Linked DNA regions of Homo sapiens: region 2 is linked to region 1. Evidence: read pairs that join two places in POLR2A ChIA-PET (ENCODE). Cell type or tissue: OCI-LY7. All regions are shown on one strand. Links, peaks and the distances in the headings refer to the core of each region. The heading gives the core; the rest is flanking DNA.

What was found. Peaks named below come from ENCODE experiments on the same cell type or tissue, not always from the same donor. Only the 100,000 strongest peaks of a DNase experiment are listed, where the experiment ranks them.
Region 2: POLR2A ChIA-PET joins it to region 1 with 6 read pairs; 3 of 35 experiments call an interaction of 5 or more read pairs at or near these places.

What each region holds. Positions count from the first base shown.
Region 1 is chr2:97,947,741-97,963,668 of GRCh38, reverse strand. All of the region lies in intron 1 of TMEM131 (transmembrane protein 131), which reads left to right. Among named protein-coding and RNA genes, the nearest start is that of TMEM131, 40 kb to the left of the region's middle. RefSeq lists enhancers at 448-527, 5,755-5,834. In OCI-LY7, for the core only: no CTCF peak of the experiment used is centred there; no DNase peak of the experiment used is centred there; H3K4me3 peaks cover 1,389 bases; H3K27ac peaks cover 1,135 bases.
Region 2 is chr2:98,047,643-98,063,570 of GRCh38, reverse strand. It overlaps LOC105373501 (a long non-coding RNA gene), which reads left to right and starts at 11,172. Exons shown (of 3, transcript XR_923092.3): 1 at 11,172-11,281; 2 at 14,579-14,820. RefSeq lists enhancers at 8,217-9,416, 15,261-15,761, 15,762-15,928. In OCI-LY7, for the core only: no CTCF peak of the experiment used is centred there; no DNase peak of the experiment used is centred there.

The sequences.
Region 1 (15,928 bases), core at 6,510-10,509:
ATCTCCGCTTACTGCAACCTCCGTCTCCCTGGTTCAAGCGGTTCTCCTGCCTCAGCCTCCTGAGTAGCTGGGATTACAGGTGCCCACCACTAAGCACAGCTAATTTTTGTAATTTTAGTAGAGACAGGGTTTAGCCATGTTGGCCAGGCTGGTCACAAACTTCTGACCTCCAGTGATCTGCTCACCTCAGCCTCCCAAAATTCTGGGATTACAGGCATGAGCCACCATACCTGGCCTGCAATCTCAAAAATTCTTAAAGCTGACTGGTTCCTGAGACCTTAAGGAAACAAAAAAGCTATCAAAAATTAGTAAAGCTCCTTTTCTCCCACTTTTAACATACAAGAAATTAATAAAAGACAGAAATGAGGTGACATCTATGTGCCTTCAGGGTATTAAGAGCCCAGGGTAATAACCTACTTTAAAACAATGCTGTAAGGTTGAACATGACTAAACTTGTGCCAGCTTTCTTTTTCTTTCCTTTATGTTTTAGCCAACTCTATTGAGGTATAATTTGCATACAGTAATATTCACTAGTTTGAAGTGTGCATTTTGATTAGTTTCATAAACATACAGTTGTGAAAATGGCACCATCTTAATGTAGGACATTTCCATCATCTCAGAAAGTTCCCCTGTGCCTGTTAGCAATCAGTGCCTTTTCCTCATCACTGGTCTCAGGCAACAACTATTGCTCTGCTTTTTGTCACTTTCTGTAGCTGCTGCGTGGTCTAGAATTGTAAATAAATGGAATCATACTACATGCAGTCTTTTGTTTTGACTTGTTTCAGTTTGCATAATGCTTTTGAAATTCACGTTACATTTATCATGTTTGTTTCTTTTTATTGCTAAGTAAACTACAATTTAGTTTTTTACCTGTTAATAGATTTCTGGGTTGTTTCAAGTTTAGGGCTATTATGATTAAAGCTTTTATGAAGGTTTAAGTAAAAGTTTTTTTGTGGACAAATATTTTCATTTCTCGCAAGTAATACCTGGGAGTAGATTGATGAGTTGTATGGTAAGATTATGTTTAACTTCAGAAGAAACTGTCAAACCATTACCAGCAGGATGTGAGAGTTCCAGTTGATTTTACAGTATGTCTTTCCCCAACACTTGATGTTGTCAGTCATTTCAGTGGGTACTTAGTGGTATTTCATTATAGTTTTTTTTTGAGACGGAGTCTCACTCTGTTGCCCAGGCTGGAGTGCAGTGGCGCTATCTCAGCTCACTGCAAGCTCCACCTCCCGGGTTCACACCATTCTCCTGCCTCAGCCTCCCAAGTAGCTGGGACTACAGACACCCGCCACCACGCCCGGCTAATTTTTTTGTATTTTTAGTAGAGATGGAGTTTCACCCTGTTGGCCAGGATGGTCTCAATCTCCTGACCTTGTGATCCACCTGCCTCGGCCTCCCAAAGTGCTGGGATTACAGGCGTGAGCCACTGCGCCAGGCAGCCTTTTCATTTTTTAAGCAGCGTTTTTTGAGAGTAAATATTTTAAATTTTAATGAAGTACAGTTTTTCAATTTTTTCATTTACAGGTCTGTGTATATTCTGTATCCTGTAAGAATTTTTGCCTACCACAAGATCACAAAAATTTTCTCCTGTGTGTTTCTCTAGAACATTATAGTTTTAGCTGTTTATTTAGGTCTGTAATCCATTCTGAGCTAATTTTTATATATGGTAGGAGGTGGGAGTCAATATTCATTATTTGCGTATTCAAATAATGGGAATATGTAAATAATGCATATTGCAATAGGGAATAGAACACAAAAGCATGCTTTTTGTTGTTGTTGACTTTTAAAATATTGACCTACAATTTCCCGTAAGTTCACTTTTTAAAGTGCATTTGCATATTCAGCTGTTGCAGCACAATTTATGAAAAGACTTTCATTTTCCTCCATTGAGTTGCTTTGGCACCTTTATTGAAACTCAGTTGACCATGTATTTGCGTGTCTGTTTTTCGATTTTCAATTCTGTTCTGTTGATTTACATATCATTTTGTCAGTTCTGTATTAGCTTGGTTACGGCAGTCTTTTAGTAAGTCTTTAAAGGGAGGCAGTATGAATACTGCAACTGCTTTGGCTGTTTTAGTTACTTCCATTTCCATGTAAATTTCAGACTTGTCAATTTCGAAAACAACAACAACCTGAGATTTTGATTGAGAGCACATTAACTCTAATCAAACTGGTGAGAATTGATATAACAACATGGAGTTTTTAATCCCAAACAAGATTCATCTCTTTATTTAGATCTTTTTTAATTTCTTTAAACAGTATTTATCTCTCATGTTTTTGGAGGCTGTTGTATAGGGAATTGTATTTTTTCCATATACAACAATTGTATATTGTATACAAGTATACAAACAATTGGATATTTGTTCTGTATACAACCGATTGTATTTTTTCCAAATACAATGAAATTATATTTTATTTTATTTTTCAATTGTTCAGTGCTTGTATATAGAAATGTAATTGATATTTGTTATTAACTTTACGTGCTATAACCTTACTTGTTCTAATAGCACCTTTTTTTTTTTTAGATAGTGTTTACAGCTTCCTTTCCTTGTTCCCAATTTTGGGGGGAAACATTCAGTCTTTGACCATCAAGTACGATGTCAGTTGTAAGTTTTTAATAAGTGTTCATAATCGCTGAGGAAGTTCTTTCTATTGGCTTACTGGTAATTTTCATCATGAATTGGTGAATTTTATCAAATTCTTTTTCTCTATATTAAGATGGTGAAGTAACTAGTTTTTCTTTTTTTAGAATGTTAATATGGTAAAATACATTACTTTTTAAAAATGTAAACCATCCTTGCTTTTCTGGTATTAACTCTGTTTGGATGTTATATATTACTCATTTTTACATATTGCTGGACTCAATTTGGTAAAACACCTTTAAGCATTTTTTATGTCTGCATTAATGAAGTCTGTTGGTTTTAGTTTTTGTATGCTATTTTTATTTCTGGTGTTGGATTAATGCTGGTCTCATCAAATGAGTTGGGAAGGATTTTTCTTACAATGTTGAATCATTTTTATAGAATTAGTCTTATTTCTTTTAAGCCGTTTTAGCATCATTTGTTAGAATTAACCAGTGAAACCATCTAAGGCTCAGACAGGAAAACTGCAAAATGATACTGGATCATTTTGTGTCGTAAAGCAAACATGTGCTCCAGGACTAATGGAAACAAGTTAGAACAACACAAAAACTGGCTTGAAGGGATTCTCATTGGCCAAATTTGGAACATTTTGAACATCAAAAAAAAAAGTAATCAGTTATATTGGAAGAAAATATGAGTCCATAGTGATACTTAAACATGAAGAAGGTGGATGGAAATAAAAATGACATTACCAAAGAATGCCTTCTAGTAAATGTACAAGGAATGATTGAATTAGAAAGTTACCGTTTTACAACTGCCACTGTAATCATTGACTCAGGCAGGAATTGTCAATGGATGCTAAAAATTATTGGTAAAGATTATTGGGTATATGTGTACTATCTCAAAATTCTTTTTATGAATTATCTATTACAAAGGGAAAAATACATCTTTGTGATGCAAAGATCTGGTGGATACTACATTAAGCAAGTGATCCAATTTAATATCACCAGTAGTGACAAATTGAAATATCAGTCTCTTGTTAGGGTTGCATGTCATTTCTATATTATTCTTACCAAAAATATTTGCCCTGAATCTAATCATGAGGAAACAATAAAGCAAATCAAGATTGTGGGATATTCTGTAAAACACTAGGTCTTGATTCTCCAAAAATTATGTCATGAAAGACAAAAACTTTTGAGGGGGACTGTTGTAATTTAAAGGAGACTAAAGTGACAACCAAATATAATGCTGTAATGCATGATCCTTGATTGGATGCTGGACTGAAAAAAAAGGTTATAAAGGACATTTTGGGGTGGAAACTTAAATACCGACTGTATTTTTTAAATGTTATATGTCAGTATTAAAATGGTTGGCTGTGGTAATAAAATTGTGATTATGTAGGAGAATGTCTTTGTTCTTAAGGGATCTGTGCTGAAAGTATTTACTGGGAAGTGTTGTGGTGTCTGTAGCCTGCTTTCAAATGGTTTGACCATATATAGATACACACACACACACACACGCAGACATATATATATTTTTTTCTCATATATATGAGAGAGAGAGAAAGGGAGAATGTGCTGAAACAAATCTGATAAATACAGTTGTTTTAACTATTCTGTAGGTTAACCTTTTCTACAGTAAAAGGTGCGCCAAGAAAATACTTCCCTGTTTGAGAGTCAGGACCACAGTGGCTCTTCCAGGCCTTGACCATGGGGCTGAAGCAGTTGGTTCTTCAAACCTGTCCAGCTCTTCCCCACCTCCCCAGAGACACAGATGACCTTGTATCTTAGCTCATTGAAACAGACCCTCCAGCGTCAGCTCCTTCTATTTCTCCCTTCTTGTAACCTCAGTTTGTGTCTCCCCCCACGTTTCTTTACTTCAGTCTTCAGATAGAGCTTTTCTTCTCCTTTCTCTTCTCCTGTTTTCTTGACTTTCCAAGGCATCTACTTTAGAGTCTGGCTTCTCTCTGCCACTCAGAAACCTGTCTCAAGACTTACCAGTGGCTTCCAATTGGCCAACTCTGGTGGCTTATTTTCAAGTCTCTGCCCCTCTGTCCTCTTCTTTTCTCTGTGGGATAGTCTTTGACACTGTTGAGCCCTTTCTTGGCTTCCATGACACATGCCCTCTTCTGTTCCTCTTGCTCATAAACCTCCACTGTCAGTGCTCCACTGCTGCTGGAGGGAGGTTCTGCCCGTAATAAGTTGCAGAGCTCAGCCCTCTACCATTTCTTCCTTGATTTTTGAAAGCTGAGAGCTTCAGTTTCGTCCCTCTGTTGGTGTCCCTTTCCCCAAGTTCAAGTACTGTCTTGGAACTGCCTGCTTCAGCATTTTTCCTTGCATAGCTCATTGTTAACTCAGATCCCATTTATCTGAAGTTGAATTAAGCCTTTCCTTTCTTCATATGCCCCTTCAAATCTGGTCACTTGCCCTAGGCGTAACAGGCATTTAAATCACCAGCCTTCAAAGCTTGTGGGTATCATAAAATGCAGACTCCCAGGCTCAGTCTCAGAGAATGCGATTCAGTATGTCTGAATGTAGGCCCAGAATCTACCTTTTGCTGAGTACCAAGGCATTTTAATGCAGTGGTCCAAGAACTCCACTTTGAGAACAGCTACTTTAATGATTGGTTTCAGGGTTTGTTACTGTTCTACTTCACCATGGGCTTTCTCTGTCTTCAGGAAGCTGCACCTGTTGGGAGATTATTCTAAGTATTGGAAGGTCGTTGAGAGACAGCCTGAGCTTGAGCTTTGTAGAGATGCAGACCTGATCTGTCCTCTCATCTCTGCCACTTGCCAGAAGTTTGACCTTGGGCAAATTACTGGAAAATGGGAAAAATAGCACACAACTTCCAGGGTTTGGTGTGGATGGTGGCTCAGCTTCTGCCCCCCTCTCCAGCCTCTTCTTAATTCTCTTCAATGCTCCCCAGATTTCAGACCTATGAAATGACTTATCTTCTTAAAGAACCATGATTTTTCATACCTCAAATTCCTTTGCACTGTTGTGCTTTCTGGTAGGAATGCCCTACCTTAACCTCCGTGTTCACCTGACTCTTCCTTCAGACGTAACCACTCCATAAACCCTTGTGGCTGAATTTGGTGGTTTCAGTGCACCTGGAGCACCCAGTACTTGATTTATTCGTCTGTGTCTCATCTCAGTGTATGAGTTCCTTGAGGAGGTCCAGCCTTAGCCGTTAGCACTGTGGTTATGTGCAGTAGCTTTTAGTTAAAAGTTATCTTTTTTTTTTTGGAATAATCAAGGCACCTACTATGACATTAGCTAATTGTATTTCAGAGGCCTAGTTTTGAAACTTTCATTATTTGTCAACATACTTGGCAGCCATGCCAGCAGGTATAAGCTTTCCCGCATGTTTTCAAAACAGGAAACTTTTGTCCTTTGGAATAGAAGTTCTAACACTTGAGCACATTTTTTTTTTTAAACTAATGTCTTGAAGAGGTAACTTGTTTCTTTTTTTAAGTTTAGGTTTGCCTCATCCCACAATGAGATCATGAAATAACCTTGCCTCTCCCCATCCTATGAGTTAGCTGGTACTTTCTGTTTATAGTCAGTGGTCAGCACCAAAATAGTATCCCTTGAATTTCAAAGCAAGCCAGGACAGACTAGAAGTACATTAAAATTTGTGCCTGGTTACTAGAGGGGGAAAAATAAAATATATAATGTTGTTTCATATGTATGTAGTCAAAAGTAAAACATGTGACTAAATAAATTTTAAAAATAATAAACTAAAATTCATAGTAATGCTAAAATTTAGTTTATGTAAATCATTAAGTACCAGGCACAACAAAATTTTTGTTTCTTTGCTTTTTGTTTTTATGTAAACATTATTGTGCTTAGAAGTTGCCAAATTTGGTGTCTTTCAATTTTTTTCCTTTTGGAATAAATGTGAACAAAGTCTCACATTTATTCAAACATTTAACTTCATTTTAAAAATTATTGCTGTAGGATAACTTTTTTTTTTTTTTTTGAGACGGAGTCTCACGCTGTCGCCCAGCCTGGAGTGCAGTGGCGCGATCTCGGCTTACTGCAACCTCCGCCTCCCGGGTTCAAGCTATTCTCCTGCCTCTGCCTCCTGAATAGCTGGGACTACAGGCACATGCCACCACACCGGCTAATTTTTGTATTTTTAGTACAGATGGGGTTTCACCATGTTGGCCAGGCTGGTCTCAAACTCCTGACCTCAGGTGATTGCCTGCCTCGGCCTCCCAAACTGCTGGGATTACAGCCGTGAGCCACCGTGCCCAGCCGCTGTTGGATAATTTTTTAACTTAAAATTTATGTCAGAGATGGAGAATAAACTATTAAAGACTAATAGAGAATAAAATTTTTGGACCATGTATTTACAAAAGTCATGTTTAGTAGTAAAAAAAAAATCTAGTTTACACTACTTAATGAAAAAAGAGAAATATTTTTAAATATATATAACACATTCTCACTTTGACATAAATTTTTCTCTTTTTACCCCAGTTACTACTATGCCCAAGAAAATTTTCCAAACTTTAAGTCTTTTTTTTCTTTTACCACTTTGGAGTATGACCTGTTATTTATAAACTTTCCTTGAAAAAAAATCGAAATTTTAATTTGTACCCTGAAACTTTGATCAAAGTAATAGGAGATCAATACCACATGAGTTAAAGAATGGAGTAAAAATATAATTGTTCTCTGTATAATCAAGAAATTATCTGATGGGCCATTGTAACTATTTCACATTTCCATTTAGCAAGTTGGTTCCGAGATACAAAAATATTTGGCACTTTTTGGCTTGTGGATGTCCAGTTGCTCTAGCACCATTTATTGAAAATTGAAAAAATTCCTCCAGTGGATTATTTTCATACTTGTATCAAAATCAATTGGGCATATTTGTGTGGCTCTCTTTCTGGGTCATCTGTTCTATTCCATTAGTCTGTGCATGTCATTTTGGCAATGTCACACTCTCTCAGGTACTCTATTACTAGAATAATACTACCCTTACTCTTACTCTACCTTAATATTGGGGAAAGTAATTTCTGTCACTTTTTCCTTATTTCTCAAGATTGTTTTGACTATTTTAGGGTGTGTACCTTTGCATGCAAATTTTAGAATAAGCTAGTTTGTGTGTATGAAATATGTTGCTGAGATATTGATAGGAATTGCATTAAACCTGTATATTAATTTGGGGAGAATTGACATTTTTCCTGTGTTAAGTACTCTATTATATATGTTCATTTATTTAGGTTTTCTTTTTTTAATCAGCATTTAAAATTTTTTAGTATATAGATCCTGTACATAGCTTTCACTTTCCGGAGTGATTGCAAGTATTTCACTTTCCAGAGTGATTGTAAATGGTGTTTTGTTTTTTATTTTTTGGTTTCCATATGTTCATTGTTAGTATATAGTGTCTTGTTTTTAACTTTTTGGTTTCCATATGTTCATTGTTAGTATATAGAAATGTTATTGATTTTTGTGTGTTAATCTTATATCCTGCTTCCTTGCTGAACTTACTTATTCTAGAAGTTTTAGATGATTTTCACAGGTTCCTTTGGATTTTCCATGTAAACGATCGTATCATTTGCCAATACGGACAATTTTATTCTTCCTTCCTGATCTGTATGCATTTTATTTTCCTTGCCTTATTGCAGTATCTTAGAATTTCTAGTACTGTGCTGAAAAAAAGTTGTGGATCACCTTTTCCCAGTCTTAGGGGAAAACCATTCTTTCACCATTAAGGTATAGATTTTTGCAGATGCTCTTTGTCAAGTAAAGGAAGTTCCAGTTTGTTCCTATTTTAGTGAGAATTTGTATCATGATGAGATGTTGGATTTTGTCAAATGATTTTTTTTGCATCAATTGACATGATCATATGATTTTGTTATTTATTAGTATATTTGATTCCATTAATTTTTTTTCAAATGTTGATTCAGTCTTGCATATTTCGGATAAATTCTGCTTATGGTGTGTAGTCCTTTTTCTATATTACTAGATTCAGTTTGCTGGTATTTGTTTGAGGGTTTTTGCATCTAACTTAATAAGGAATAGTGGTCTATAGTTTTAAAAAAATTTTGCAATGGTTTTGTCTAGCTTTGATGTCAAGAGTAATACACTAGCTTCATTAGATGAGTTGGGAAATGTTCTTTGTTTTTTTAAACTAGATTATGTAAAATTGGCCCTAATTCTTTTTAAAATGTTTGGTAAAATTTTCCAGTAAAGCCATTTTGGCCTGGGAATTTCTTTTTTGGAGATCTTTCTCTTTTTTAGTTTTTTTTTTTTTTTTTTTTTTTGAGATGGAGTTTCACTCTTGTCTCCCAGGCTGAAGTGCAATGCCGTGATCTCAGCTGACTGCAACCTCTGCCTCCCGGGTTCAAGCAATTCTCCTACCTCAGCCTCCTGAGTAGCTGGAACTACAGGCGCACGCCACCACGCCCAGCTAATTTTTTGTATTTTTAGTAGAGATGGGTTTTCACCATGTTGGTAAGGCTGGTCTCGAACTCCTGACCTCAGGTGATCCACCCGCCTTGGCCTCCCAAAGTGCTGGGATTACAGGCGTGAGCCACTGCGCCCGGCTGAGATCTTTCTCTTCACAAATTCACTGTCTTTAATGGTTATGGGTATATGCAGGCCATTTCCTTCATCTTGGTTGAGCTTTGGTAGTTTGTGGTTTTTGAGGAATTGGTCCGTATTTTCAAAGTTGTCAAATTTATGAGCATAAAGTTATTCATTCTATGCCCTTAGTAATCTTCTAATGGCTATAGTATGAAGCTATCCCTTGTTTCATTCCTGATGGTTGTGCTTTGTGTCTTCACCTTTTTGTCAGTCTTGCTAGAGCCTTTTCAGTTTTGATTATTTTTCAGAGAACCAGTATTTGATTTCATTGATTTTTGTTGTTGTTATTTTCCTGTTTTCAATTTCATTGGTTTCTGCTCTTGTTTTTATAATTTTCATTCTACTTGCTTTGAATTTATTTTGCTCTACTTTTTCTAGTTTCTTAAAGTAGGGGACAGAGATTATTAATGTGAGACCATTTCCTCTTTTCTAATATAAGCGTCACTGTGACATAAGTGTTTCGGTCAGAACTGTTTTTTGATATTTTGCGTTTTTATTTTTATTTACGTATATGTATTTTTTGCTGTTCTATTGCTTTTTGGCCAATGATTTGTTTAGACATGTGGTATACAGAAGTGTTTGAAGATTTTTGTGTTATGTTTCTGTTACTGATTTCTAGTCTGATTACATTGTGATTGGAAATCATATGAACTTAAGGTTCACCAGCATTATAGTTGGAAAATGGAATAATTTTAATTATTTTAAAATAGTTGGGGTTTGTTTTATGACCCAGGGTATGGTCTGTCCTGGTGCATGGTCCACGGTAGCTTAAAGGGAATGAATATTCTGTTGTAGGGTGGAGTGTTCTGGAGATGTCTTTTAGATCCTGTTGGTTGATTGTTGTTCAGTTCTTTTCTGTCTTTGCTAATTTTCTTTTAGTTCTACCAGTTGCTGACAGTGAAGTGTTGAAATCTCCACCTGTAATTTAGCTTTATCAGTTTTTGTTTTATTATTTTGCAACTCTGTTGTTTGGTGCATTTACTTTTAGGAGCAGTATTTTTTTATTGATGGATTGATTTTTAAAGTATCGTTATGTAATGTCTTTGTCTCTAGTAATTTTCTTTCCTCTGAAATCTACCTTATCTGTGTTAACATAGCCATACCTGTTTTTAAAAAATAATGTTAGCATGATATATCTTTTAACGACCTTTTATGTAAAACTGATGTGTTTGAAATAAGTTTTATTAGACGGTATGTAGTTGGGTTTTGTCTGACTTTCATTAAGGTCTCTTTGCCTTCTCTGTTTTTTAAAATGCACTTTTCTGAAGTTATTTCATTTCCATACATTGAGCACAGCAGATGTTAAGTTTGTTTTAACCGTCAGTATGATTTAAGAAACTTGATGGAAAAGGATGGTCTCTTATATTTACCCCTTCCTTTGCTCTTGTTTCCTTTATGAAATTCCAAGCTGCCTTTTATTATTTTCTTTCTTTTTGAAGATACTCCTTTAGACCTTCTTTAAGCGTAGGCTTGGTAGTGACAAAATTTTTAATTTGCTAATACCTTTATGTTACCTTCTTTTTTGAAGGATAGCTTTGCTGGTTATAGCATTCATAATTAACAGTTTTCTGTTGTTTTTTGTTTGTTTTGTTTTTGTTTTAATGAGACAGGGTTTCACTCTGTCACCCAGGTAGGAGTACAGTGAGTGGCACAATCATGGCTCACTGCAGCTTGACCTCCTGGGCTCAAGCAATCCTCCCACCTCAGCCTCCTGAGTAGCTGGAACTACATATGCACAGCACCATGCCCAGCTAATTTTTAAAATTTTTTTGTAGTGATGTAGTCTCACTGTGTTGCCCAGGCTGGTCTCGAGCTCCTGGGCTCAAGTGGCCCTCCCGCCTCGGCCTCCCAAAGTGCTGGGGTTGTAGGCATGAGCTACCGTGCTGGGCCCACACAATTGACAGTACTTATGTTTCAGTTCTTATATTTCAGCATTTAAGAAATATGCCACTCCTTTTGCACTTTCATGGTTTCAGACTGAACACCAATTCGAATTGGTGTTCTAGTATAGGTAATGTGTCATTTTTCTTGGTTCCTTTTAAGACTTTTTGTCTTTAGTTTTCAGAAGTTTGTGATGTGTCTTGATATGAATTTCTTTGGGTTTATCCTATCTGGAATTCGCTCTGTAAGTTTATGTCTTTCACCAAATTTGGGAAGTTTTCCTGTATTAATTTTTCAAATCCTCCCTCAGCGTCACATTTTTTCTCCTCTCCTAATGTTAGATTTTTCATTATTGCCCTGGAGGTCCCTGAGGCTTTGTTCATTTTTTTGTTTCAGCCTACTTTTTCTGCAGCTGTTCAGACTGAACAATTCTTTTTTTTTTTTTTGGAGATGGAGTCTCGCTCTGTCACCCAGGCTGGAGTGCAGTGGCGTGATCTTGGCTCACTGCACCCTCCGCCTCCCGGGTTCAAGCGATTCTCCTGCCTCAGTCTCCCAAGTAGCTGGGATTACAGGCGTGCGCCACCACACCTGGCTAATTTTTGTATTTTTAGTAGAGATGGGGTTTCACCATGTTGGTCAGGCTGGTCTTGAACTCCTGATCTCGTGATCTGCCCGCCTTGGCCTCCCATAATGCTGGGATTACAGGTGTGAGCCACTGCGCCTGGCCGAAATTGAACACTTCTTTAGATCTGTCTTCAAGTTCACTGATCCTGTATGGTATTAAAGGACTCTAAAAGGTGGAAAGCGGGTGGACTGGCTAGGGGACGTTAGGACTTGAAACACACTGGACTGGAGTAATTTCCATGCATGTGTGTTGGGGCGGTGTGGTGTGTATGCGTGTTTGTGTTTTTCCCCCGTGTATCCCAGACTGGAGTGGAGTACAACTTGAAATTGCCAACAGGCATAAACAGCAACAAAAACAAAAAACAGAAAACCCTGTCCTCTCTGGCCAAAGGATCAGGAAAAGGGAAGCCCAGGAGGGACTTGCCAATGAGACATTTTACCCAGTGGCAGTAGCAGGCCTAGTCTGCCCACAACAGTGGCCCAGCAGAGATAGAGTGAGAAGCTTACCAGTGAGGTGACTGTAGAACAAGCCACGGGAAATGCTCTTATTCACCCCTCAGGTCTGGCAGTCCCCTACCCACTGGCCTAATCATACTGTGCAGCCTGAGGATGTGCCTTCCACCCCGCTGTGTGGCACCAGAAGCTATCCAGTGGGAGCTCCAGCAGAGCTAGAAGAATGAAGCAGACACATATTACCATCACAGGGGCTTACAAAACTCAATTGTCTTTGGAACTACAGACTACAAAAGTAGACCAGAACCTACACACCAAACCTAACTGACTCCATGTTTTTCTAACTTCCTTAAATCCTTATTTTCACTTAAAGGGATTTTTTTTTTCCTGTTACAATATGTCTGGTTGTGCTGAATGTGAGTCTGCACCATCAGTGAACTGTTGACTTATTCTGCTCTCTGCTTCTGTTCTCTGGTTCTATCATTTTAACTTTAAAATGTGCAACTCTGGTAAATCCCTAAAATTAACAGTGCATGTGTTCTGTAGGAAATGAGTTCCTCTTGGTTTGTTGGCTATTTCCAGCTTATTGTACTTTCTTTACTGCAAATTTAGGCTATTAAAAGGATATTAGTACCTGGAAACTAAGCTCGTTTTCCTCCTTTTAATCCTTATTGGCTAAAATATTAGTCATCTTTGGTTACAAGTTGATGGCTGAGCAGTTTTTCATTCCACAGTGTTGAGAAACTAGACTGGAATCTTGAGCTGATAAACCAGAATGCAGATGTGGTAGATATTGGAGTCTTGGAATCAGCAGACCCATGCCCTAGTTCTGGCTCTGAACTCATTCAACTTCTACATGATTTCTGAGAAACCCGTAATTAAAAAAAAAAAATTATTTCTAAGTCAGTGATGTTAACTGCTCTCCCAGTCTGTTGCTGCCTGAAGGGGAATATCCGGTAAAGAGACCCTGTCCTGATGCTCTTTGCCACAGAGTGTAGAGCTGCTAGCAGGGGGAGAAGCAAGTGTAGGGACATTAGGATCATGGCATACTGGAGAGAGGACTAGGGCTACAGAAGCCACAAGGACAGTCAGGGAGAGGAAAGGTGGAATGTCCATGAAACACAGCACTGCTATCTTCAAACTTTGACTGTTTTTAAATTGAAACATAGCTTATAATCAGTAGAGCACACACATCTTAGGTACGTAGCTTTTTAAATCTTTATATATGTATGTATTTGATTATAGTTAATGATTTTAACTATCATACAGACGAAAATGTAGACTATAAAGCCTTGCGAACACTTTTCATGGGGAAATACTTTTTTCCATTCACTGCTTTAATGAAGTGGTTAAATATTGGCTTGATAAGGTATCTATATGTATAGATGTATTTTTATTTTTTGTCTTGTGCTGAAATTTTGGATATTCTGTAAGAAAGACACGTAATGAGATTGGTAGCCATCATCCTCACAAAACATAGTGATGTGTTTCTCAGAAGGAGGATTTAGTAATGATAGGCCTTTGGGTTTGCAGGTACAAGAAATAAGGCAAGGAAAATGGTTGCAATTTTGGAGTAAGGCCTTCATGTAGTTGATGTGAGATGATGATTTGGAATCCTTCAGAAGCTATTGTATAAAAGTAACCAAAAGAAGCAAGCCCTGTGTGGGGTGTAAAAATAAATACTGACTTTTTTTTTTTTTTTTTTTTTTGAGACAGTCTCACTCTGTCGCCCAGGCTGGAGTGCGGTGGCATGGTCTCGGCTCACTGCAAGCGCTGCCTCCCAGGTTCATGCCATTCTTCTGCCTCACCCTCCCGAGTAGCTGGGATTACAGGTGCCCGCCACCACGCCCAGCTAATTTTTTTGTATTTTTTTTTTCAGTAGAGACGAGGTTTCACCATGTTAGCCAGGATGGCTCGATCTCCTGACCTTGTGATCCACCCGCCTCGGCCTCCCAAAGTGCTGGGATTACAGGCGTGAGCCACCACGCCTGGCCTTGACTTTTAATAAACAGATTTATTGAGGTATAATTAATGTACAATAAACTGCACACATTTAAAGTGTACAGTTTGAGTTATGGCCCATGTGAAACTATTACCATAGTGAAGATTGTGTGAACGTGTGCACTCTCTATTTCCTTGTGACCCTTTGTAGAATTTTCTTACCTCCCTTCCTAATCCCAGGCGACAGTTCTTCTGCTTTCTGTCACTTAGATTAGTTTGCATATTATACAACTTTGTATAAGCAGAATCATACAGTATTTACTCTTCTGTTGTCTCCCTTCTTTCACTCAGCATGATTATTTTTAGATTTGTCTGTAATGTTGCATGTTTGACTGTTTTAGTACTGCATAGTATTCCACTGTGTTGCTGTATCACAATTTGTTTATCCACCCACCCGTTGATGGGAATGTGAGTTGTTTCCTCTTTTGAACTATTACAAATAAAGCTTCCCTAAATATTCATGTACAAGTCTTTCATTTTCATTCACACATACGTTTCATTTCAGTTGGGCAAATACCTAGAAATGGAATGTCTGGTGGGTTATGTGTTCAACTTTTTCAGAAACTACTGGCCTGGCACGGTGGCTCACGCCTGTAATCCCAGCACTTTGGGAGGCCGAGACGGGCAGATCACGAGGTCAGGAGATCGAGACCATCCTGGCTAACATGGTGAAACCCCATCTCTACTAAAAATACAAAAAATTAGCCGGGCGTGGTGGCGGGTGCCTGTAGTCCCAGCTACTTAGGAGGCTGAGGCAGGAGAATGGCTTGGACCTGGAAGGCGGAGCTTGCAGTGAGCCGAGATCACACCACTGCACTCCAGCCTGGGCGACAGCGCGAGGCTCCGTCTCAAAAAAAATAAATAAAAAAAAAAGAAACTACTGACATGTTATCCAAAGTGGTTGCACCATTTTATATTCCCGTTAGCAGGGTATTACAGTTCCACTTCCTGCACATCCTTGCCAACACCTGATATGGTAAGAAGTTTTCATCTTAATCATTTTATTGGTTATGTAGTGGTGTCTCCTGGTGTTTTAATTTTTATTTTCCTAATGACTAAGGATTTTGAGCATCTTTTCATGTGCCCTCTTATTTCATGTGCTATTCATGTTGTCTTTGCTTAAATGTCTGTTCACATCTTTTTTGCATTTTTTTAAATTGAGCTGTTTGTTTTCTTATTTAGTTGTAACAGTTATTTACATATTCTGGATACAAGTCCTTTGTCAGATAAGCATTTTGCAAATATTATTTCCAGTCTGTGGCTTGTATTTTTACTTTTGTAACAGTGTCTTTTGAGGAGTAAAAGCTAAAAAAAAAATTTTTAATCCACCTCTCAATTCATCTTTTTTTCTTTTATAGTTCAAGATTTTTTTCTTTTTTGTATCCTACTTAAGAATATCTTTGCCAAACTCAAGATCACTAAAATTTTCCCGTGTTGATTTCTAGGAACTTTAGAATTTTAGCTCTTACATAAATTCTGTTATTCATTTCAAGTTGATTTTTGTAAATTTTGGAGCATCCAGATTCTCTTTTGTTTTTCTTTCCCATGTGGCTATTCATTTGTACCAGCATGACTTATTGAAAAGATTACTTTTCCCCAATTGAATTGCCTTGGCACCCTGTTGCAATCAGTTGACCATATATGTGGGGGTCTACTTTTGGAGTCTCTGTTCTATTTCACACATCTGTTATCTGTGTCAGTTTTATACCATCTTGATTACTATGATTTTAAGTCTTAAATCAGGCAATGTTGAGTCCTCCAATCTTGTTCTTCTTTTTCAAAATT
Region 2 (15,928 bases), core at 4,496-8,495, 100 kb before region 1:
TTGGGTTGTTGCCATGGAAAGGGGCAATCACTTCTGGATGTTGCCATGGCAATGGTAAACTGACATGGCACGCTGGTGGGTGTGGCTTACAAAAAGCTGCTTCTGCCCTGTGTCTGTCTTAGCTAGTCCTCAATTTGGTCTGGTGTCCAAGCCCTGCCTGCAGAGCTGAGTCCCACCTACTACCTCAAATGTAATGTACCTTTATAGAATAAAAGACAAAACCACACGATTATTTCAATCAATACTGAAAAAGCATTTGAAAAAATCCAGCATTCCCTCATGATAAAAACACCCAACAAACTAGAAATATAGAAGGGAATTTTCTCAACCTGACAAAGGGCACATATGAAAAGCTTGTAGCTGGCCAGGTGTGGTGGCTCACGCCTGTAATCCTGGCACATTGGGAGGCCAAGGTGGGTGGATCACCTGAGGTCGGGAGTTCCAGACGAGACCAGCCCGGCCATCATGGTGAAACCCTGTCTCTATTAAAAATACAAAAAAAGAAAGAAAAAGAAAAACCTACAGCTAATATCATACTTAATGTTGAAAAACTATCTGCTTTCTCCCTAACATCAGGAACAAGACAAGGATATTTGCTTTGGCACTTATATTCAGTGTTGCACTACCACCTCTAGCCATGTTAATTAGGCAGGAAAATGAACTTAAAGGAATCCAGATTGGAAAGGAAGAAATAAAACTCAATTTTCAGAGGATTTTTGTCTTACATATAGAAAATTCTAAGAAATGCATTAAAAGCCTATTAAAAACTAACAAAACAAGTTTAGCAAAGTTGCAGGATACAAGATCAAGGTACAAAAATCAATTGTATTTCTATAGATCAGTCATGAACAAACTAAAAATGATATTAAAACAATTCCATTTATAATAACATCAAGAATAAGATATTTAGAAATAAAATTAGGAAAAGAAGTATACAAATGCTCTGAAAACCACATAACATTTTTTAAAGAAATTAAAGAAGAGTTAATTAAGTGTTAAGATAGCTCATGTCCAAGAATCAGAAGACTTAATATTGTTAAGATGGTGGCACTACCTAGACTGGTATCTGTAGACTTATTGCAATGCCTGTCAAAATCTCAGCTTTTTGCAGAAATTAACAAGCTGATACTAAAATTCATGTGGCAATGCAAGACAATCAAAACAACCAAAACAATCTTGAAAGGAAAAAACGAAGTTGGAAGATTCACACTTTCTGATTTCAAAACTTACTACAAAGCTATAGTAATCAACTACTTTAAAGTTCATATGGAACCAAAAAAGAGCCCGCATCACCAAGTCAATCCTAAGCCAAAAGAACAAAGCTGGAGGCATCACGCTACCTGACTTCAAACTATACTGCAAGGTTACAGTAACCAAAACAGCATGGTGCTGTTACCAAAACAGAGATATAGATCAATGGAACAGAACAGAGCCCTCAGAAATAACGCTGCATATCTACAACTATCTGATCTTTGACAAACCTGAGAAAAACAAGCAATGGGGAAAGGATTCCCTATTTAATAAATGGTGCTGGGAAAACTGGCTAGCCATATGTAGAAAGCTGAAACTGGATCCCTTCCTTACACCTTATACAAAAATTAATTCAAGATGGATTAAAGACTTAAACGTTAGACCTAAAACCATAAAAACCCTAGAAGAAAACCTAGGCATTACCATTCAGGACATAGGCATGGGCAAGGACTTCATGTCTAAAACACCAAAAGCAATGGCAACAAAAGCCAAAGTTGACAAATGGGATCTAATTAAACTAAAGAGCTTCTGCACAGCAAAAGAAACTACCATCAGAGTGAACAGGCAACCTACAAAATGGGAGAAAATTTTTGCAACCTACTCATCTGACAAAGGGCTAATATCCAGAATCTACAATGAACTCAAATAAATTTACAAGAAAAAATCAAAAAACCCCATCAAAAAGCGGGCAAAGGATATGAACAGACACTTCTCAAAAGAAGACATTTATGCAGCCAAAAGACACATGAAAAAATGCTCGTCATCACTGGCCATCAGAGAAATGCAAGTCAAAACCACAATGAGATACCATCTCACACGAGTTAGAATGGTGATCATTCAAAAGTCAGGAAACAACAGGTGCTGGAGAGGATGTGGAGAAATAGGAACACTTTTACACTGTTGGTGGGACGGTAAACTAGTTCAACCATTGTGGAAGTCAGTGTGGCGATTCCTCAGGGATCTAGAACTAGAAATACCATTTGATCCAGCCATCCCATTACTGGGTATATACCCAAAGGACTATAAATCATGCTGCTATAAAGATACATGCACACGTATGTTTATTGCGGCACTATTCACAATAGCAAAGACTTGGAACCAACCCAAATGTCCATCAATGATAGACTGGATTAAGAAAATGTGGTACATATACACCATGGAATACTATGCAGCCATAAAAAATGATGAGTTCATGTCCTTTGTAGGGGCATGGATGAAATTGGAAATCATCATTCTCAGTAAACTATCGCAAGGACAAAAAACCAAACACCGCATGTTCTCACTCATAGGTGGGAATTGAACAATGAGAACACATGGACACAGGAAGGGGAACATCACACTATGGGGACTGTTGTGGGGTGGGGGGAGGGGGGAGGGATAGCATTAGGAGATATACCTAATGCTAAATGACGAGTTAATGGGTGCAGCGCACCAGCATGGCACAGGTATACATAGGTAAGTAACCTGCACATTGTGCACATGTACCCTAAAACTTAAAGTATAAAAAAAAAAAAAAGCTATAGTAATCAACACAATATGGTACTGGCAGAAGGAATGCATAAATGATGTCAATTGAGCAATAAATCCAGCAAATGGTTGCTGTGAAGACAAATGGAGCCCAAGTGGACTGTATTAAGAGAATCAAGTTTCCATTCATCCAGTGAACATTTAAGTTTGTTTCTATTTGCACTGGAAGCTAGCAACTGCCTACAGCAATGCTCCAGGAGTTAGAAACAAAGGTTCTTGAGTTTGACAAACATTCTCCATGGTTATCAGAAACCTTACTGCTAATAAAGAATGTTGGCGTAAGCTGACCAAGTGAGGGTGTCCAGTGCTTTTTCACACTTGCTGCTGCACGTTTCCTTAGCCCCTGTCTCCCAGCTCCTCCTAGGGATGGGTAAGGCCACCGGCTCCTCTTTCTTTACATTTTGAGTAAGAAGGATTTAATATGGTCGGCCTTTCAAACGAGTCTCGGGTATAGTAGGCCTTCACTACAGAAGTAATTAGTTGGAACTGTTACTGATGGAAGTTGTCCTGGTTACTGGCAATGAATCCCTACAGGTCTGCAGCAACCTCAGTTCTTGCTTCCTCAGAAGAAAGGATTCAACTGAGGGGCATTGCCCGCTCATGCCTGTCTAACCACCTGTAATAGGACTGTATCGGACTATTGGGATTGGAAATGGGTTGAAAAACATAAAGAACATAAATCCATAGGGACAGAAAGTAGATTAGTGTTTGCAAAGGGCTGGGGTAGAGGAGAATGAAGAGTGACTGCTAATGGGTGCAGGTTTCTTCAGGGTTGATGAAAATGTTGTGGAATTAGATAGTGGTGACAGTTGCACAACTCTGTGAACATAATAAACATCACTGAATTGTACATTTTAAGCAGATGGGTTTCATGGTATGCGAATTATATCTCAATCAATCAATCAATAATGAGAGCTGCTTCAGTGGCCAAAAATACCAGATGGAGCAGAGTAGTTTAGTAACACGAAAGTCTAGATCGTAGATATTTTGAGCAACAACTGCAAACTCGATTTGAGGGCAGGACTGGAGACTTCGAAGAAGGTTTTATATGAGGCCAAAGGAGCTGCAGTTTCTCTTTCCAGAATGGAGGAAAAGGTTGAAGGTAATTTTTCTGACATTTGAAGATTAGATTACATGAGTGTAATAAGTTTACTGAGCTCAATATTTGACTTTGCATTTAGTCCAGGACAAACTATTCATTGAAAGATTGGGTGGTTCTTATGAATGCTCTCATGTATTTTAAAGGCTTTATATATAAATCTATTGGGAGTGGGGATAGACTTCAGGATACATCTCCAGGCAAGAGCAGAAAGTAGTGATCGCAGTGGGGAGGTCTATATTGAACGCAGGGAGTCAAGCACAAAGGAAATAGAACTTAAGAGGGAAGGAGCAGCAGCTATAGCGTACTGGCTGACTCAAGCATCGAGATGTCCTTGTCTCTAGTGATTCTTGATCCCCACTATCCTTTCCTTGAGTATCCAAACCAGGGAGGCAAGAAGTTCAAAGCCCTAGAACTTTGAGGCTGGAAGCTCAAAAAGTCTTCTGAAATGAGTGTCTGAATTAGTAGCCTGATATATGACGACATGGTTTGTCTTCTCAGGTAAACAAGGCTGTTGTATTTTCCAACTTAGAGGAGACCCTGCCTACCCTTAGGAAGTAGACAAGATGGAAGTCTAGCACACTTAATAGGTAGATTTGCTTATGTCTCTGCCTAAGGGATAGAGCTCTCCCTAGGAGAGAACTCATCCAAAGGAAGAGGAGGCAGAGTGTCATGGAACTAACATAGATTTGCTACTGAGTTTGGTCCGCACCCGGCCTTCCCTGAACTTATTATATCTGGGCCCCAGGGAAAGAAGGGACAATGAGTAAAAATGGAAGGAGGCAATTTTCCTTGAAGCATTTGTGAGATGGAAGCAGCTTTAGCCGAGTGTAACACAAAAAGGGAGAGAGGCATTCTGTTTTCAGCTGAGCTAAACCCATCTTTAGGCCCAACATTTGTACTGCTATTTTGGGTATCTCTAGGCTCTGCCAGTTGGAAGTGGGCGGAAGCTATATATTTCATTCCCCAAAACCTCACAACCAGATGGTACGTACCAATCATTGTACGTCTCAGACTGGAATCTGCAATGTACAGGTCTCATTAGCAACTAGGTTCCCAAAGTCACACAACCAGTTTTGTGACCTCTGTGGTTTCCCACCTCTTTCCATTTATTGGCACCCATACACTGGATTCGTTCCCTAGGGCTGCAGTAACAAAGTAATGATATCTTGATGGTAAAAAGCAGCAGAAATTCATTATCTCACAGTTCTGGCGGCTAGAAGTCTGACATCAAGGTGTCCGCGGGGCAAGGCTCCCTCTGAGACTCTGGGTAAAATCTTCCCTTGACTCTTCCGAGCTTCGAGTTGCTGCCGGCAATCCTTCACATTCCTTGGCTTGCAGCTGCATCACTCTAGTATCTGCTCTATCATCATGTGACATTCTTCTCTCGGTGTGGCTCTTCCCTTCTTATCAGGACACCAGTCATATTGGATCAAGGGCCCACCCTGTTCCAGTATAACTTCCTCTTAACTCGATTCCATTTGCGAAGACCCTGTTTCCAAAAAAGGTCCCATTCATAGGTGCCAGGGGTTAGGATTTCAATATATATTTTGGGGGAGCACAATTCAACCCACATCGTGCCAGAAAAGGCCACTCAAAAGCCAACATGGTAACGTCCCAACTATAGGACCAGGTGACGATGACGTATGTAAAGCGGGTCCAAGATCTAAGTGGAACTTGCGAGCGTGGTACTACCGGGTCTTCTCATGCTTGTGTCCCAGTGATACAGGAGCAAAGCTCGTAACTTGAACATCTCTCGTTCTACAAATGAAGAATAATATCTAACATCCCTCAGATAATTAACCTTCTAAGGATGAGGGTTTCTTAAAAATTTTGTGCCATGGACTCCTTTGGCACTCTGAGAAGGCTATGACTCTCTTCTCTGAAAAAAAAAATGCATTTACTCTTTTATTGTAATCTTTTAAATTAAAATAAAATACATAGCTTTGCAAAGGAAAGCAATTATTTTGAAATATAGTTCTCAAAATACTAGAAAAAATCAAATTTGTGCTATAGTAATATATGTGCTTCATGATTATCCCTTGAAATAACAAGCTCTAGTGGAAAATCTAATAATTAGTGTCATTTAGAAGTGATGACAAATGTAAAAAATATTTGGAGATATCTGCAGCAACTGGGACATCAGTGAGAGTCCCTGGGACTCCTGCACAGCAGAGCTACTGCTCCTCTCCTACTGGGGTTTGCTGCCTACTTTTGTAATGGAAGGAAATGCAGTTTTTCAGTTTAAAGATAGTGAAATAAGTATGTAATTTTTTCCATTCCGGTTGATGGACTTCCTAAATTCTATCCTGAGACTCCTGGGCGGTCAGTGGACCTCATGTGAAGAATCCTCCAATGGATATGGAAAGTGGATTCCTAATTAGGGAGCTTCAAAAGGTGACTTACAGCACCAGGGGGAAGAAAAATTTCATTCTATTACACTGTCTACACAGAATCATCTTAAAATAGGTTATAGACCCTTTAAGGCATTTCTCTTCACAACAGAATTCTGGGAGATGAGGGCTATGCAGGCACCATGTGGGGGGCTGCAGACGCAGGGGTTAGCCAGATGGGAGGAGTGGGGGTCTCGGAGAAGCTGTAGTACGATCAGCTGGAAGCAGAGCAGGAGTAGACCTAAGAAACAATTGGGAAGTGAAGATGATGGGGCCAGAGCAGAAGAAATTAAACTGCTGAAATGGCTAACCTCACCTAGTAACTAATTCAACGTGTTTGTAAACATTTGCAAGGTAGCCTGGGCACCCCTATAAAATGCCTGAAGAAATTCCTGCATTATTTGGTGGTTGGATAGAACCAATGAAATGTAGGTTATGTTAGAATGTTTCAGATGGGTTTCCTCTACAAACAGTACAAGTACAAGTTGAAAACCTGAAAATCAATAATTACACTACCGCTGTTATTTCACTGTGTACTCAAGGTTAAGAAACAGGAACTTAAATTTCAGAATTTATATTCCCAGTTCAGTGATGATGCCCTCAGAAATGGATCTCTTTTTTTTAAGAAAAAAAAAAAAAAAAACCAGGCCGGTCGCGGTGGCTCACCCCTGTAATCCCAGCACTTTGGGAGGAGGCCGAGGCGAGCAGATCACCTGAGGTTGAGAGCTCGAGACCAGCCTGACCAACATGGAGAAACCCCATCTCTACTAAAAATACAAAATTAGCCAGGTGTGGTGGCACGCGCCTGTAATCCCAGCTACTTTGGAATCTGAGGCAGGAGAATCACTTGAACCCGGGAGGCGGAGGTTGGGGTGAGCCGAGATAGAGCCATTGCACTCCAGCCTGGGCAACAACAGTGAGACTCTGTCTCAAAAAACAAACAAACGAACAAACAAACAAACAAAAACCTACCAGTAAAGAACCATTGAGAAGCTCATTCTCTAATGCATATAATCTGTGGCATCCATTTAGAAATGTTCAAAATAGCCCTTTAGCACATCCTCTGTCATCTTCTGTACCTACACAAACGTGATGGAGGTGGAGTATATGGTAATGCTGGTTTTGGTGGGGTTGCTGGGGGTGGAGTGGAGACTGATGTTGAATCTTGTCTCTAAACTTCTCTTCTTGTTTTTCAACTGTGCCTGGCCCACAGTTGATATATTCCATGTGCCAGTGGCCTGCAAAAGAAAAAGTAAAGCTCCCAGCCTCTGTTTTAGGGAAGGCATGGCCATCCAATCACCTGGGCCTGAATAATCCACCTTCTTGGAGCCCTCTTCTGAACAGCCGTGCCTTGGAAAGGGGCCTGGGGTGGACATCAGGAGACCTAGGGCCTAATCATAGCCTTGCTGAGGATGTGTTGTCTGACCTTGGAAAAGTCTGTTAATCTCTTGGGGTTTCAGCTTCCTCTCTACTAAATCTCCCAAGAACTTTCCAGTTCAAAAATTATTCTATGGCAGCACAACACTTAAAGGAAAAGCATTTGTGTGGCCCTCCAGTATTGTTTTTGATTATTTTAGTCAAAATGTTTCTTAAACATGTAAAGTTAAAACTCAATAACGGATTTCCTTATGTAAATAATTTTAGAGATTTGAGACAAGCAAAACAACAGATGAGATAAAATTTTAACCAATATATACTATTAAATTTTAATTACTTTTCCTCATTGATAATTGACATTATTAATTCCATGTGATGAATAATACTGGTTTTGCTAGACCCAAACTGCTGCTCACACTGGAACATGCTACAGAGAACTCCTCCACCATTGTGTTCCATATGATGACTCAGGTCTCCCATCACTGTCTCCTTCTGAACCACTGTGAAATTTTCTTCAAGCCCTGCCATCATTTGGCCTTTGCATTGGAAGAATGCACTGTTTTTACTTTATATTCTCCTTTGTTCCTTCCTCCTGAGCCTGCAATTATTAAAGTAAAATGACAAGACACCAAATGATGCTGTAATCAATGGCCATATCTACATATGGGTCCTCCAGACAACCTCAAAAGTGTTTACACTAATATTTTTGTTAGGTTATCACTGAAATAAAAACACAAGAATTTTAAGCCAAGCATAATGGCGTCTGCCTGTAGTCACAGCTACACAAGTGGATGGCTTGAGCCTAGGGGTTCAAAACCAGCCTAGGCAACATAACAAGACCCCAAGCTCTAAGAAACAAAACAAACAAACAAAAAAAAGAATTTAAAAATTTTTCATAAATTCACAGTTCCTTGAAGATGTGTGCCTGGATCTTCGTGTGAGAAATGCTCCTTTATCATTTACAGGGGCCTCGACAGAACCTTCCTCTAGTGTCCCCATCCCTCCTCCGAAGGAAGGACACAACACATACACAAGACCTTCAGTTCTTCTCAAGTGTTTTTGGAGATCAGGGTGTAGAAACCAAGATCAAGTTTGTTTCCAAACGTCATCAAAAACAAGGTGACGTACCCAGAAAACTTGCGCCCTCTCTTACAGAAATCCAATTCTCATTCCCTGCTTTCTAGGAGGAATTTAAGAAAATAGGTTGAAAAGATTCGAGGACCAAAGGTATATTACTTCAATGAGAAAAACACAGCCAGAGACTGACCTCTTGACCTCCAGATGGGCTGTTTCTTTTCTTTTTTGCAGGATGCTGCTATAGAAAAAGCTCATGAAACTCAAAGGCACAGAGACAAGCTCATGGCTGCATTATGAAGCTTGCATAGTCCCAGGAGAGCGGATAGCCCTCTTAGCAGATTCAAATTCCACTCTCTCTAGAAACATGAAGTAGCAGCCTACTGTGTACAAGAAAGCCATCAGCAATGAGGTAAGGTTGACCTTCACAGCGCAGCCCAAACCCTGAGACCTCATGGTCAGAACAACAGGAACGTAGTGTTTTCATGATAAGGTGTGGGAAGGTAGAAATCAGTCATGACACAGAAGCCAACCACCACACAGGAAGCCCCCAGTCCACTGGTGGCCCAGCAGGGTACAATGGATCCAGATGAAATTGTCAGGATCTGTGGCAGTTTGGCCACTTTGGCGGAGCTTTAAAATTATTAATCCAATTTCATGACATTTATAGAATTATTTAACTTATCAATTTCATAATCGGTGAACACATTAAGGATTGTTCTTTCTTCTTAGAGAGTTGGCCATTTTGTTATTATGTAAGTTTGTCTTTATTCCTGATAATTTTCCTTGCTCTGAAGTCAGCTCTGTCTGAAATTAATGTCACCACTCCAGTCTTAATAGGTTGAATCTTATCCCCTTGTTACAGGAAAGGGGTCCTGATCCAGATCCCAAGAGAGGGTTCTTGGATCTCACACAAGAAAGAATTCAGGACAAGTCCGCAGTGCAAAGTGAAAGCAAGTTTATTAAGAAAGTAATAAAAGGAAAGAAATAAAAGAACGGCTACTCCATAGACAGAGCAACCCTGAGGGCTGCTGGTTGACCATTTTTATGGTTATTTCTTGATGATATGCTAAACAAAGGGTGGATTATTCATGTCTCCCCTCTTTAGAACATATAGGGTAACCTCCTGACATTGCCATGGCGTTTGTAAACTGTCATGGTGCTGGTGGGAGTGTAGCAGTGAGGACAACCAGAGGTCACTCTCGTGGCCGTTTTGGTTTTGGTGGGATTTGGCTGGCTCCTTTACTGCATCCTGTTTTATCAGCAAGGTCTTTATGACCTGTATTTTGTGACGACCTCCTGTCTCATCCTGTGACTTAGAATGCCTTAACTCTCTAGGAATGCAGCCCAGTAGGTTCAGCCTCATTTTACCCAGCTCCTATTTCAGATGGAGTTGCTCTGGTTCACACACCTCTGACATTTCCCCCCACCCTTTTTATAAACCCTTAATCCTAAGGCTTGCAGAGGCATAAAGATCCGTCTTCTGTAACTTCTTCATGCTGAATAGGGGCAATGATATTCCTGCCTAACTATGAGGGCCTCTTGCATTCAGGGTAGAGAGGAGCTCAGTCAGAAAGCATTAGTATGGTAAGGTCCATTTATAACTTTTGAGTTTCAACAAAAGGTGATATTTGGAAGATTAATAAATGTTTAATTTAAGAAAGCATTCAGTAAGTTTGTCCTGTATTCCTACACAAAGAGTATTTGGAAAATTAATAAGTGTTTAATTTAAGAAAACATTTAGTAAGCTTGTCCTGTATTCCTACACAAAGAGTATAACAGCAATATATTTCACAAGAGTAAAGGAAAATAAGTAAAGTTATTCCAAGTAAACTAAATTAGAAAGCTTTTCATGAACTGGGCAACTGTTGGAACTAAGCTGATATGGGGTTGTTAGCTGATTGTAATGTGCCCAGAATTAGAATACTGATCCAGATTTTTGCATTACCCATCTCTCTTGTTTCTTCTGAGCAGCAGTTAGACATCAGTGGTTGGTTCACAGGAATATGCAGTGTTAGACTAAATTGCAGAAACAAACTTAAAAACAACTGATAAGACTAGAATCTAATACAAAGTATACCAGTTTTTGAAATGTAATATTTCTCTCTCCAGTTTCCTATTTTTACTAAAGACAAATCATGGTAAGACCGATTTGCTTTATTATACTTGGCCTGATTATTTGTACAGCAAGAATAATTATTTTTCACATAAGCTCATTTTAAATTGGCTTTGAACTCTATTCCATAGAAGGAATTTCAGATAAGACTTCTTTTTTTTAAATTGAGACAGAGTCTCGCTCTGTCGCCCAGACTGGAGTGCAGTGGTGCTATCTCGGCTCACCAGAACCTCCACCTCCTGGGTTCAAGTGATTCTCCTGTTTCAGCCTCCCGGGTTGCTGGGATTACAGGCCCTGCCACCATGCCCAGCTAATTTTTTTTCTATGCTTTTAGTAGAGACAGCGTTTCACCATATTGGCCAGGCTGGTCTCAAATTCCTGACTTCCAGTGATGTGCCCACCTCGGCCTCCCAAACTGCTGGGATCCACTTTGCTCTGCCTCAGGTAAGACTATTTTACAGCCGAGCCCAGCCATGGGTTTGCACCCTCAAATACCTGAGTTGGGTAAATTTTTTTCCTCTCGAGGTCACAAGATAACTTGGGGCTCCATGACCTGTCAGAAAGTGACATTCTTTACTCACCACAGGTTAGAAATTCTGCACAGAGACTGTTTTAGGCAAGGTATGAGGCCAGTCCCCCAGGGGGCTTTTATTGGCTCTATATGTTAGGTTTAATACCCTAAAGGAAAACATGCTGTTCCAGTCAAAGCCTTAGCAAAATAACCAATGTCTCCCGTTGTGTCCTGTTACAAAAGAAAACGGATTTTTATTGCACCTATGCAAATAACTATATTGCCATAAGTTAAGAATACTTACAAACAGTTTCCAAATTTTAGAGAAATTAAATACAAAGAAATAAAAATAAATATGCTCCAAATTCTGTTCATAGGAGTACACTCAACTGTTAAAAGCTGTAAATAGCTCAAAAGAAAAGTTTCCTTGACTCTGAAAAACAAAACAAAGGATCAGCAATGTTTTAAGCAAAGTTAAAAAGATTAGACTTCTTCAGTTTAGTCCATATAGTTAACTTCTGTTTGATAGTTATGAATATTTCAGTTCTCCATTAGAGTTCTGAAAGTTTTTTCCTTTATTCTGATGACACAATCTCCAAAGTTATCAGAAAACCTGCATTTAAGAACACCTATTAGAGTTCTATAATTGATTATAAATCACCTTTTAAAGAGGATTAAAACGAGGTAACGATTGGGCCAGGCACAGTGGCTCACACCTGTTATCCCAGCACTTTGGGAGGCCGAGGCAGTTGGATCACCTGAGGTCAGGAGTTCAAGACCAGCCTGACCACCATGGCGAAACCTCATCTCTACTAAAAATACAAAAACTAGCTGAGCATGGTGGTGGGCACCTGTAATCCCAGCTACTCAGGAGGCTGAGGCAGGAGAATCACTTGAAACCAGGAAGCAGAGGTTGCAGTAAGCTGAGATTGCGCCATTGCGCTCCAGCCTGGGCAACAAGAGAGAAACTTTGTCTCAAAAAGAAAAAAAACCAGGTAACAATTGTCTATGGCTGACAAAATGTTTTAGGGGAGCCACGATCAAAGAAACAATTGACAAGGAAATTTGTTACCTCCATGGCATACAATGATTTTATGTAACGATTATCATTATTACTGATAATGTACACTAAGTCATATCAGAATTATAAGAGTTTCCCATGATTTTGGAATATATATACCAATAACATATTTATACAAATATGGCCCAAAGAAAACCAAACACCATTTTATATTTGACAATGCTCCCTGTATGATTTTTGTACCAAATAAGCCAAATGTCACTGTTGCATTAGTGCATTATCAATGTCAAACCCAATTCTTAATAAAACCTTATAAATATATCGATCCAATCTTAATCAGTTTGACCATAAGGTAAGATTCTTATAAACCTTTTATAACCCTTTACAAGTTTTTGTTAAATAGCAGATCATAAGCAGGTTTTTGCTCTAAGAAAAATCTGTTGTGCTTTTATTCCAATTTTTAATTTATAGAAAAACTGAATAATACTCCTTTAATTTAGCCAATGTCCACACACAGAATCTCTTTTACAATTAATTTTCTACAAACCCTCCACAATTGTTCAAACCTTTATTCTAACTTAAAACAATTCTTTAACCCCTTAGGCAAAAAAAATGCACATTCCCATGCCTTCTTGTAATCTTTCGCCAAAAACACATTTTACTTTCTTTACACACCTTGCATGTAAAATTTTTTTTAGTAGTTTTAGTTACATATTATAACGTTAACTTTTAGCAACTTTTATTTTTGGTGAAAAACTTGGTAAGTTCGGGATTTTAATTATATACAAGGTGTGGCGCCTAGCCTAGGACACACCAGACAGAAGTGTAGATAAGAGCTGACTCTCCAGCATAGCTAGGTTGCATGACTAACTCCACATGTCCCCAGGCCTTACCTAGCTATAAAGCAGGCAAGTTGTACAGCAAGAGTCATAGTGGCATTTTATGAAGCATTTACAAGGCTTAACAACCTTTGAATTGTATGACATTTCTTGCATAAATTCCCTTTCACAAATCCTTTCATGACTTACACAGACCATCTGAGATATTATTGGACTTTCTGACCTGCCCTAAACATCCCTCCTGTTAGACAACCAGTCATTTTACTTTAGGACAAGAATTTCCCATACAAGATCCTTTCTTACATAAAATCCCTTTCTTAATAATCTTCTTTGTATAGCAAAGGGGCATGGCTAATTCCACATGTCCCCAGGCCTTATCTAGAACCTCATGGCTTTAAGGTAGGTAAATTGAACAATTTTGGAAAAGTTAAAGCAGCAGTTTATGACCTTAAAGCCTTTAGCAAACTTAATATCTGACCTGCATAATTTAGACTAAATGTTTTTATTTTAACAATAATTTTAAAAGCTGTTTTTCCCAAAGATTACTAAAGTTATATGAACTAAAAGGCATTACAGTTTCTATTTTGCTTTTAAAATATTTGATGTAAGTGCTTATTTTTGTTTCAGCCAATTAATTAGAGCTCTTATATATAAACATTACACACAACACATATGTAGCTACAAGAAAGACAGAAGATTATACTACAGTAGTTGTAAAATTTTTCATTTGCCAGTTTTTAAGTTTCTTCATTGGATTACTGGCTTTAGGATGGAGCCCCCGGAAGAACAGGGCCAGGAAAGTGGTCTCTGTTTCCTCCTGTTTTTCCCAAGGAGTCTAGGCTGTTAGAGTTTAACTATCCGCTTTTAATAGTACTGATTTTAACCATAGCACTCTTTAATAAAGTCCTTTTAGAATTTCTTATGCCAAACGGCCGATATTTCTGACTTTTGAACTTTACCAAAGGTAACCTCCCAGGTGCTTAGAGAAAGGAAAATTTAAGACAGTCCACAGAGGAGAAGAGAATAGACAAGGTCATGCAGGTATTAAACCAGAAACGACTTACTTCCTAGGTGGGGAATTGAACCTGGACCGCTACTGTGAAAGCGCAAAACCTTAGCAACAGAGGTGCAGCATGGGACAGCCTCTGTTTCCTTCCCCAGACGGAGTCTAGAGTAGTTAATTTTGAGCTTGTAAAGGCTTTTAACTTTTTAATATGATTTTTAGCACTAACTATGACATGAACCCTAAAATTTCTGTTCCCTGGAAGGCAGAGACCAAGAGAAAGTACCGCCATGTGGTTAAAAGGTCAAGCTCCCAAGGACATAAAATAAGGTGGAAACTTCATCCAGTTGTTTTTTGTTTGTTTCAGGGACCTGCAGCCAAGTTCGTTACGGACCAGCTTGCTGAGTTGTCTTGAAAAGCGGGCTTACAGGTGTTCTAAGCCCATGTTTTATCCTGAAGTTCCCCTCGACAAGAAAAACGAATTCATAGCACAAAGTACACCAGTTTAAGACTAGCCTTAGAATTCTTTTTTGCATTAATCCAAACAGAAGAGATTTGTTTTACCATTCCTTCAATCGTTCCCACAGAGAGAAGTCAGAAATCTGACTGGTAAGAAATTTTTACCCTTTTGCCGGCATGCCAATCTTCTGGGTTCTCTTTCTCTGAGCAGTCCTAGTGATCCAGCTTGTGGCACCATCACCCTGGGGCCAAGCCACATTATAAAGGAATTTTTTTTTTTCATTCTGGCCAGAGCAAAATACATGTGATAAAACACAGACATTAGCCACTCTGCTTAGCACCCAATATCAAACTGGCAAGGCTTAAATTTTCCCCCAGATGAGTCCCATCATCTTTAATCCAACCTCCGACTTGGAGTATCAACATATGGTCTCTGGGCAAGATGGTCACCCTGAGTGACAGAAAATATAGGAAAGGAAAAGTAGAGAAGGAAAGTATTACCTGTGGTAGGGTGGGGAAGGTGAAGAGCTCAGGGAAGCCAGAGAAAACGCCCACTCATTGCAGCCGACAATGAAAAGTTCAAGGCCGGGTGTGGTGGCTCGAACCTGTAATCCTAGTACTTTGGGAGGCCGAGGCGGGTGGATCACCTGAGGTCGGGAGTTGAAGACCAGCCTGACCAACAGGGAGAAACCCTGTCTCCACTAAAAATACACAATTAGCCTAGCGTGGTGGCGCATTGCTGTAATCCCAGCTACTCAGGAGGCTGAGGCAGGAGAATTGCTTGAACCTGGGAGGCGGAGGTTGTGGTGAGACGAGATCGTGCCATTGCACTCCAGCCTGGGAAACAAGAGCAAAACTCCATCTCAAAAAACAAGAAAGGAAGGAAGGAAGGAAGAAAGAAAAGGAAAGGAAAGGAAAGGAAAAAGGAAAGGAAAGGAAAAGACAGGACAGGACAGGAAAGGAAAGGAAAAGAAAGGAAAGGAAAGGAAAAGACAGGACAGGACAGGAAAGGAAAGGAAAAGAAAGGAAAGGAAAGGAAAGGAAAGGAAAGGAAAGGAAAGGAAAAGACAGGACAGGACAGGAAAGGAAAGGAAAAGAAAGGAAAGGAAAGGAAAGGAAAGGAAAGGAAAGGCAAGGCAAGGCAAGGCAAGGCAAGGCGCGGTGGCTCACGCCTGTAATCCCAGCACTTTGGGAGGCTAAGGCGGGAGGATCACCTGAGGTCAGGAGTTCGAGACCAGCCTCAACATGGAAAAACCCC